Regions from separate parts of the Mus musculus genome. Here regions 2 and 3 are each linked to region 1. A link is a contact called in ENCODE Hi-C or POLR2A ChIA-PET data. All regions are on one chromosome and are shown on one strand. Each heading gives the region's core, a stretch centred on a gene start or an enhancer-like site at or near the end of the contact. The rest is flanking DNA. Distances are from core to core; before and after follow the strand shown. Region 1 holds the start of Tfrc (transferrin receptor). Region 2 holds the start of Fbxo45 (F-box protein 45). Region 3 has its middle 14 kb from the start of Cep19.

Region 1 (2,700 bases), core at 19-2,518:
TGATATTGGATTCCTGTATAAAGCAGTTTATTATAATCCTTAACAGAAAATAAATGCAAGTGGACCCACACAAGCTAAATCCCGTTTTCTTTGTAGATAACATCCTGAATCAGCTTAAATGTCTTTGTCAAAGAGGTCATATTTCACAGCTCAGAGCCAACTCATCTAATCTTAGAATAAAAGTATCAGGTAGCCGAGAATTTCTGTAACACAACTATTTCCCACTTAAATCCTATTTAAAAAAAAATAGCACAGAATAGCCGAGAATTTCTGTAACACAACTATTTCCCACTTAAATCCTATTTTAAAAAAATAGCACAGAAACTGAACAGCAATCCAGTCCAGTCTTCTGCCTAAGTATAAGGAGATCATTTCATTTTACGCTCGGGACAAAGTGTGCTAACTGAAAAATTTGCAAATGCAGTTTTCTTACCCTCAAACACCATTTTAGAGAGCTGTCCAACACCAGGGTGCACGCTGGTTCTCTACAGCTAGTTCTAAAAGAGCTCGTACAAAGAGGTCGTATTTCTACGTTCTCCCATCTTAGGAGATGCTAGAGACGTTCTTAGTATTACCTGCAGCGTTCAGACCTATTCTGCCCTAGAAAAATGAGATTCCACACGCTGGGCCAAGAGGGAGAGACTGGCAAAAAAACCGACCAGGTGGTGCCGAAGTTCCAACGTGCAGTTATTGGAAGCTCCCCCCGCCCCTCTAAATGTCCGTGACACTAGTAACCGAATAGAAAACAGCTTTGTCCTTTTCAGCTGTGACGCCCTCCTGCGAGGGGCCCCAAGGTCACCCACGTACCCCGACAGCCGTTCCCTGGGGCGACTTCCTCCAGCCGCCACCACGTGCTCCCGGCGGAACAAGCCTGCGCCTCAGCGTGGTGACTCTCGAACCCGCGGCCTAGCACTGGCCTGCGAAGGCCCGGAGGACCCGAGGGGCGCAGGGTACAGCGGCTCCCCACACCCACCGCGCTGCACCTGCAACCCGCGCTCCTCAGCCCCGGACTCCGCGACACCCCTCCGCCTCCCCGCCCGCACCACCCAGGCCCTGGCGTCTCGCTCTGGTCCGCCCGCCACGCGAGGACCACGATGGGCCGTGCCGCTGACAAGGGAGTCACTCACTAGGAAGCGCCTCTACAGTCCGCAATGCAGCAGCCCGCGCTCCGCACGCCTTCTGAAGGCAGCGCTGCCTCCCACCCAAAGCTTATAGCTCGGCCCCACCCCCCGGCCGGCCCTCTGGATCTACGTCACTTCCTTCCGCACGTACACCTACCGAGGTGCTCCCCCAAGACCGCTGGAGGCGAACTGCGCGCGCAGCCAGTGCGTGCGCGGAGTAGCCTAGAAAAGGCGCCAAGGCGGCAGGTGTCGGGAGAGCGCGTGCGATTGGCTGCGGCTCGCTTTCTCCACCGCACCCCTCCCCCGCCGTGTCTTTGGAGTTGGCCTGTCGCCCTCCGCCTAACCTTGACCGACACCCAACCCTGCGGTGCAAGTTCGAAAGTATCAGCCTTTACTCTTTAAAATATTCCTACTTGCAGGCTTAGGTCTCCGCCAAAACCATATCCTAAAGACGAGTTTTTGCAGCTCAGAGATGCTTTAAAGGAAAAACTTTAAAGCAAAACTGCAAATCTTTTTTTTTTTTTTTTTTAGATTTTAACAAGCAGCGCTTAAGCCAAGCAAAGAGCTACCAGTGCTCACTATGTTCAGCCTATGGAAGGGAAATAGGAACCAATGATTTACTAGGGTGATAAAGTTGTAGATTAACTTGCATGTTTATCGCCATTATTGCTTTTAGAGGGTTGTTGCAATGCATAGCAAATAAAAGGAGTTCTGTTAAAACTGCAAACGTTCACACTCTTTTCTTCCTATCTGTACTTTACTGCCCAGCCTGTGGTAAATTTACAAATAACAAAGAGAGTGGTATCTTAAACCACAACAGGACTACAGATAGCGCGCTCCCAGATGGAGCCCTTAGGGACCCTGGGAATGTCTTTTAAAGTACTAATCTACTTCCCAGCCACGAATTTGACCTTTGGCTTATCTGCTCTAAAATTCAACGCGTATTTGGGATTTACTAACTGCTGGTCCCTTTAGACCCTTCTTTGTCCAAATTGTACTACTCCAGAAAATATATATAAAGCCAGAGCACACAGCCATTGAGAGATCTCTGAAATTCAGACCATAAGCAGGTCTTGGTGGCACAGGCCTTAATTCCAGTGAAAGGCAGAGCAGGCATATCTCTTGAGTTCAGGCCAGCCTGGTCTACATAGAGAGTTCCAGAACAACCAGGGCTACAAAAAGAAACCCTGTCTAAAAACAATAAAACAAAAAACAAAAAAGGAAGAGGAAGAGGAAGAAGAGGGGGTAAGGAAGAGGAGGAGGGAGAGGGGGATGGGAGAGAAGAGGAAGAGGAAGGGGAAGAGGAAGAGGAAGAAGAAAAAAAAAAGAAGAAATAATGATTCCGGCTATAGACTGAGTCCCTGTAAGAGAAGCACAGAAGCACACAGCAGTGTTTGGTACCCCCATAGCTCAGAATTTGGAGCAGAAAGATGGGTGACTTCCAGGCCAGCTTAGGCTGTACAGCAAGAACCTCCATCTCAAAAAACAAATGAAAACAATGATGGCAGTTTGAAGTGAAGGTCTTTCTGTTTCACTTAAATTTTTTATTCTATTTTTAGTGTGTGTGTGTGTGTGTGTG
Region 2 (2,700 bases), core at 10-2,509, 360 kb after region 1:
ACTTGATGCCTGAGTCTGTGAGCCCTATTATTATAATAATCACTTCATAGAGCTGCGTTGAGAATTATATATAAAAAAAAGTCAGATTAAAAGATCTCATCTATGCCTGGCTCACACTGTAGTTCTTTTACTTTATTTTATGTGTATAGCATGTATGTGTGTACAGCTCAGTCATTCCCGAAGCCAGAAGAGGGTTTGGCTCCCCTTGAACTTAAGCTACAACTCAGGTTAAGCCTTGAGCACCCATATGGGTGCTAGGAACGAACCTAGGTCCTCTACAAGAGCAGAAAGTGCTCTTAACTGCTCAGCCATCACTCCAGTCTCTATTATTCTTTTTCTAAATGCTCTTTAAAATAGCATAACTAAATAATGCTAGGTTCTTTTCCTCCCAGGAAATCATCTTTATGTTTCCACCTTACCTCATTCTAGGGATTAACAAATTACCAAACAAAACAAAACAAAAAAACCCAACAACAACACGTTTTTCTTAATCTTTTTACTACTACTTTTTACTGAACACACTATATTTTGTCCAAAAAGATTGTGACACTTAGTATTCAAATGACACTTTGAGATTACCTACACTTGTTTATTTAATCTCAAATATAATAAAACCTGCGTATTTACGAGGGTTGCTCAGGTTTAGCCACCTTACTTTGAGAATGGGTTCTGGTGAGTCCCCTACGGCGCTAGCCAGGAAAAGAAGATGTCAATTTCTCAAGGTAAAAAAAAATAAAATATAATAAAATGGATCTAACCTGACCACGACAAGAGGTCCTCAACTGCGCAAAGGGAAAGGAAATTGATCCAAGCGACCTGAAGGTGAAGGATCTAAGAATTGGCTAGCAAAAAAGGGAAGTGTCGTGAACAAAGTTAGAGAGGGAGCAGAAACCAAGTGAGACGGGAAACTCCGTAGGAAGAGAGGCCAAGGAGAGCCGAGTCAAGGCCATTAGAGGAAAAACAGAAAAAAAGCACTTGCGAACAGATCCGAACCCCGCTGGCCAACAGCCTCATACCTGGGCTTCCCGTTCCCGGTGGCGCCGAGCGATGACCTCACACGCAGCATCCAATCCCATCAAGCTTTAGGGAGCGAGGCGCCTCTGCCGAACAGTCACTTCCGGGCAGAGAGGCGCGGCGGGCGAGCTGGGCGTGCGCCCTTGCTTCTTGCCCTCAACTCGCATGGCGGATCCCGGGGCGCGTCGCGGGCAGGCCGGGCGAGGCGGGCGGTTCCGGCGCCCGCGCTGAGCGGCTCCGAGGGGCGGGAACCCGAGCGGCTCGCGCCATCTGCCCTCAGTGAGGCGGGGCGCGCAGCGGACGCCCCGGGGCAGGGGCGGGAGCGGTGGAGGCGCGAGCGGCTGGCGCTGAAAGGGGCGGTGAGCGAGCCGCTCGCGGCTGTAGGCGAGGCTTGGCCTCCCGCGCCGAGACGGGGCGAAGCGGCGGCGGCGGCGGCCCTCGGGCCGGCTGGTGAGGCGATGGCGGCGCCGGGCCCGGGGGCTGGGGCAGCCTCGGGCGGCGCTAGTGGTGGCGGCGCCGGTGCCGGCGGCGGCGCCAGCGCGGGCTCGGGGTCCTCCGGGGTCGGCGGCCGGTTGCCCAGCCGGGTGCTGGAGTTGGTGTTCTCCTACCTGGAGCTGTCCGAGCTGCGGAGCTGCGCCCTGGTTTGCAAGCACTGGTACCGCTGCCTCCACGGCGACGAGAACAGCGAGGTGTGGCGGAGCCTGTGCGCCCGCAGCCTAGCAGAAGAGGCTCTGCGCACGGACATCCTCTGCAACCTGCCCAGCTACAAGGCCAAGGTGAGGGAATCCCGGGGCCACGTCGAAGCTCGGCTCCTCTCCCGCCCGCCGCTCTCGGGGTTTATCTTCAAAGCTTGAGTCAGAGGTTTCACCTCAGCATCCCGCCTTCCCACGGCTTCAGCCAGTCAGGACCACTCTCACCCCTCCTCTCCATAACGATCTTTTCTTTGGATTGAAGTTCTGCTTCGTAATCCACCTCACTTTTTAAAATACTAGGTGGTTTCCCATCATTCATTTTCAGCAGTCTTTCTACTTTCGACAGTCTTTGCTCTTAAAGACAGATCACCAGCCGATACTCATGAGCATGTATTTTTTCTGGCCTCCAAGTAGACTTAAGGCATTAGTTCGTCGATGTCGCTTTAAAATAGGTCTAGTTGCTGGGATCTTTTGCGTTCACTACCCCTTTTCCTAGCTCTGATTAACAAGAACATTATTTTCACCCACGTTCTCTTAGGGCCACAATATTTCACGATTCCAAGTGATGATAAGACTAGGCATCCTGCTAATTAACTTGTAAGAAAGAGACTTTACTATTACTTCCTCTCATTGGCACCATATAACTCATCACACTGCCTTGTCCTGCTGTGATTGATAACTTTTTCATAGTTCTACTCAGGTGATGGCTCTTCTGGCATCTAATATGTTGATTCCTGTTTTGCTGGTTTTGTTGTTGTTGTTGTTCTCGCTTCTTGTGCTTTCATAACAAAATTAAAATGCTAACAAACAGGTCATGGCAAGACCAAGTATTCTCCAGCCCAAACAAACAAACAAAAGGCCTTGGGTTAAGCTCACATAGATAGATGGTAGCTCTTCAGGAGAGCAGTCATCAAAGGCATATGAAGCCGGTGTGATGGTGCATTCCTTTAATCCCTGCACGCCACAGGCAGGTGCATCTCTGAGTTCAAGGCCA
Region 3 (2,700 bases), core at 97-2,596, 490 kb after region 1:
GGAGGTGCTCGCGCTAGGGGGTTGGGGGGAGATAATATGTGGAAACCTTGAAAAGAAAACCACGAAATAAATGGTTAATTTTCTTTCTTCCCCGGTGCTTCCTGTCCATCAGTGTCCACTACACCCAGGAGGAAGTGTCAGAAGCCGTCCACCTACTCACAGGAATTGCAGTTCCTCTGTTTTATTTTTTATTTTTGATGCTTTAGTGAACTTGAAATGTGGAACATATCCATGTCTTCCTGTCATTAGGGGATATGATCAAAGTCCAAGCCTTGGGAGAGGTACGGAATCCAGCCAACAGCAATTTATATGAGCGGGCCTACGGGGGCATGGGCAAGTGAAGGGACAGGAAAAGAATTCAAGATTGAACAAAGCTGTAAATTGATTATTTGGGTTTAATTAAGGGGAAAAGCAGTTGGGTTTTGGAAGTTCCTCCAACCATGTTAGGTGGAAAGGAGCTTGAAGAATTAGGCTCAGGGGAAGGGCATTACAACTCCAACCCCGTTGGCAGGGCATTTCTCTTCTTTTAAAAGCCCAGTATTGGACTTGTATATGGGAATGGGAGAGGGAGGTAAATGAGGGAGGGACAGAAGTAACACAAAGAGTCTGGAGATGGGATTTAGGTAAACCGAAAGAGCGGGAGCCAAGTCTTCGCATTTAAATGGTGAAGCCCTACTCTAGCACAGTCCCTCTGCAGCTGGCTGCAGTCCTGGGACTTGCGTGTATGGTAGGTGATGGGAAGGGTTTAGAATCTGCTGTCAGTCTGCAAGTTGCTTTCGCAGTTAGCCCTGGATCCCATCCCGAAGGTTCTGGCTCCCCCCCCCCCCTTTTTTTGCTAGGGTATCCAGGTCGTATGTGATGGTTAGTCTTTGTTTTCAAGACAGGGTTTCTCTGTGTATCCCTGGCTGCCCTGGGATTCACTCTGTACACTAGGCTGACCTCGAACTCATTGAGACCTGCCTGCCTCATCTTTCCGAGTGCTGGGATTAAAGGCGTGTGCCACCACCGCTATGTATGATGGTTAGTTTTATTCGTCAATTTGACCCAATCTAGAATCGCCTAGGAAGGGAGTCTGAAGGCGGAGCTGCCTACATTAAGTTGGCCCTCAAGCATGTCTGAGGAATTTTCTTTTCTTTTTTCATTCTTTCTTTCTTTCTTTTTTTTTTTTTTTGTTTTGTTTTTGTTTTTTTTTTTTCGAGACAGGGTTTCTCTGTGTAGCCCTGGCTGTCCTGGAACTCACTTTGTAGATCAGGCTGGCCTCGAACTCAGAAATCTCAATAGAGGTGGAAAGACTCCCTTCCAATGTGGGCGGCACAGTTTCCTGGGCTGGGCGCCAGACAGTAAAGACTGGGCTGAGACGCGTACGTGGGTACACTTGTTCTGGTTGTCATGTGACCAGCTCTTGGAAGCCTCTGCCACCGGAACCTCCAGGGACTGTAGTGTAGTCTGAGGTTGTGAGCTAGAATAAACGAACCCCTTAGTTGTTTTTGTAAGGACACCTCATGGAAGGAATAGAGAGGAATCTAATCCAGTATGCCACAGCGCAGATGCTCCACCATTGATTTCGCGATGTCTTCCTGGCGGCCACGTGGGTTGTTTCCAGGGGCCCCCAGCCGTCCGAGTCCGCTTCTCACTCCTTTTCAGCTCAGGATCGTCTCGCTGGAGGAACGCAGTGCTTCCCCATTTTAGAATTGGAGCTCACTTCCTATTGAGCAAAGCTTCCTCCTGGTTTCAGTTCTTGCCGCGCCTTGCAGGAGAGAGCAATTTTTTCCACAGAAAGAAGAAGTAGATTAATCTGCCCCAGTCCTAAGTAAACACACCCATTTCCCGGATGGCCGCACTCTGCCTCACCCAGTAGTACTCAGGCCTAAGTGCTGCTTGGTTGTACTAATGCTTCTGGCAGCAGACAGGCCCCTCCCATGGAATCATTTACCACTGCATTACTGGCCCAGTGTATCCTCCAGTTTTCTGGGGTTACATGATTCTTGGTATCAACACTGCTCATTCCTCTGCATTCTAAATAGATAAATTTACCTTTGAGAATAAACCGGAACCTAGTCAGGGTTTCTCTGTGCAGCCCTGGCTGTCCTAGAATTCATTCTGTAGACGGCACTGCCTCCCAAGAGCTAGAATTAAAGGCGTGCACCACCACCTCCTGGCTCAACCCGGTCTCCATCTTAAAGTGTCTCGGTTGCTTTAGCCTACATCAGTCCTTCCTTCTGTGGAATCTCTAGTGACAATGCCTTCTACATGCTTAGTGCCTGCATAAAGGTGAACCTGGGAGCCACGATGTCCAAGGGTTGTGACTGTGGGACGGTTTGAATGGAAGGTTGGATCTGATAGAATTACGTTATTATGAGTGTTTCAGAGAGCCACAGTGGGATTGTGGTGGAGTTAACAGAATGATGGATTGTGGGTTTCCAAAACTGAAGAACAAAAGCCTAGCACAGTGGTTGGGGTGTGTGTGTGTGTGTGTGTGTGTGTGTGTGTGTGGTGGTGGGGGGCAGAGGGTGTGGTGCGGGGGGAGGGGGGAAGGACTGTTAGCAGAGTCTCAGTCCTACCCCTTGGCTCATGAATCCGAATCCCTGAGACAGGGATCTATCTGTGCTGTGATGACGAGTCTGACCATCCTCAAGATTGCAATCCACTAGCTTGAGTTAGAGGCTTGAAGGTCTTGTCTTGAGAAAGCAGTCTGTTTTG

What was found. A loop is a pair of places that touch in the nucleus more often than their neighbours do. ChIA-PET counts read pairs that join two places held with the same protein, here RNA polymerase II (POLR2A).
Region 2: POLR2A ChIA-PET joins it to region 1 with 12 read pairs in Patski. The contact joins the promoter of Fbxo45 here to the promoter of Tfrc in region 1. POLR2A ChIA-PET finds 5 or more read pairs at or near these places in 3 of 5 experiments (Patski and embryonic stem cell).
Region 3: a loop to region 1 is called in a map of T-helper 17 cell, with 4 times the contacts of the local background. The contact joins the enhancer-like site here to the promoter of Tfrc in region 1. A Hi-C loop is called at or near these places in 1 of 37 maps with a recorded cell type or tissue (T-helper 17 cell). POLR2A ChIA-PET finds 5 or more read pairs at or near these places in 1 of 5 experiments (Patski).

Annotation. Positions count from the first base shown.
Region 1 is chr16:32,607,464-32,610,163 of GRCm38, reverse strand. Tfrc (transferrin receptor) reads right to left here and starts at 1,268. Exons shown (of 19, transcript NM_011638.4): 1 at 1,128-1,268.
Region 2 is chr16:32,245,584-32,248,283 of GRCm38, reverse strand. It overlaps Fbxo45 (F-box protein 45), which reads left to right and starts at 1,259. Exons shown (of 3, transcript NM_173439.2): 1 at 1,259-1,790. The coding sequence starts at 1,473. Wdr53 (WD repeat domain 53) reads right to left here and starts at 1,057. Exons shown (of 3, transcript NM_001185162.1): 1 at 1,017-1,057.
Region 3 is chr16:32,112,757-32,115,456 of GRCm38, reverse strand. No RefSeq gene overlaps it. Among named protein-coding and RNA genes, the nearest start is that of Cep19, 14 kb to the right of the region's middle. Within about 2 kb of position 1,346, at least 1 of the 3 ENCODE cell types and tissues checked has a DNase peak (open chromatin) inside an H3K27ac peak, as active enhancers do.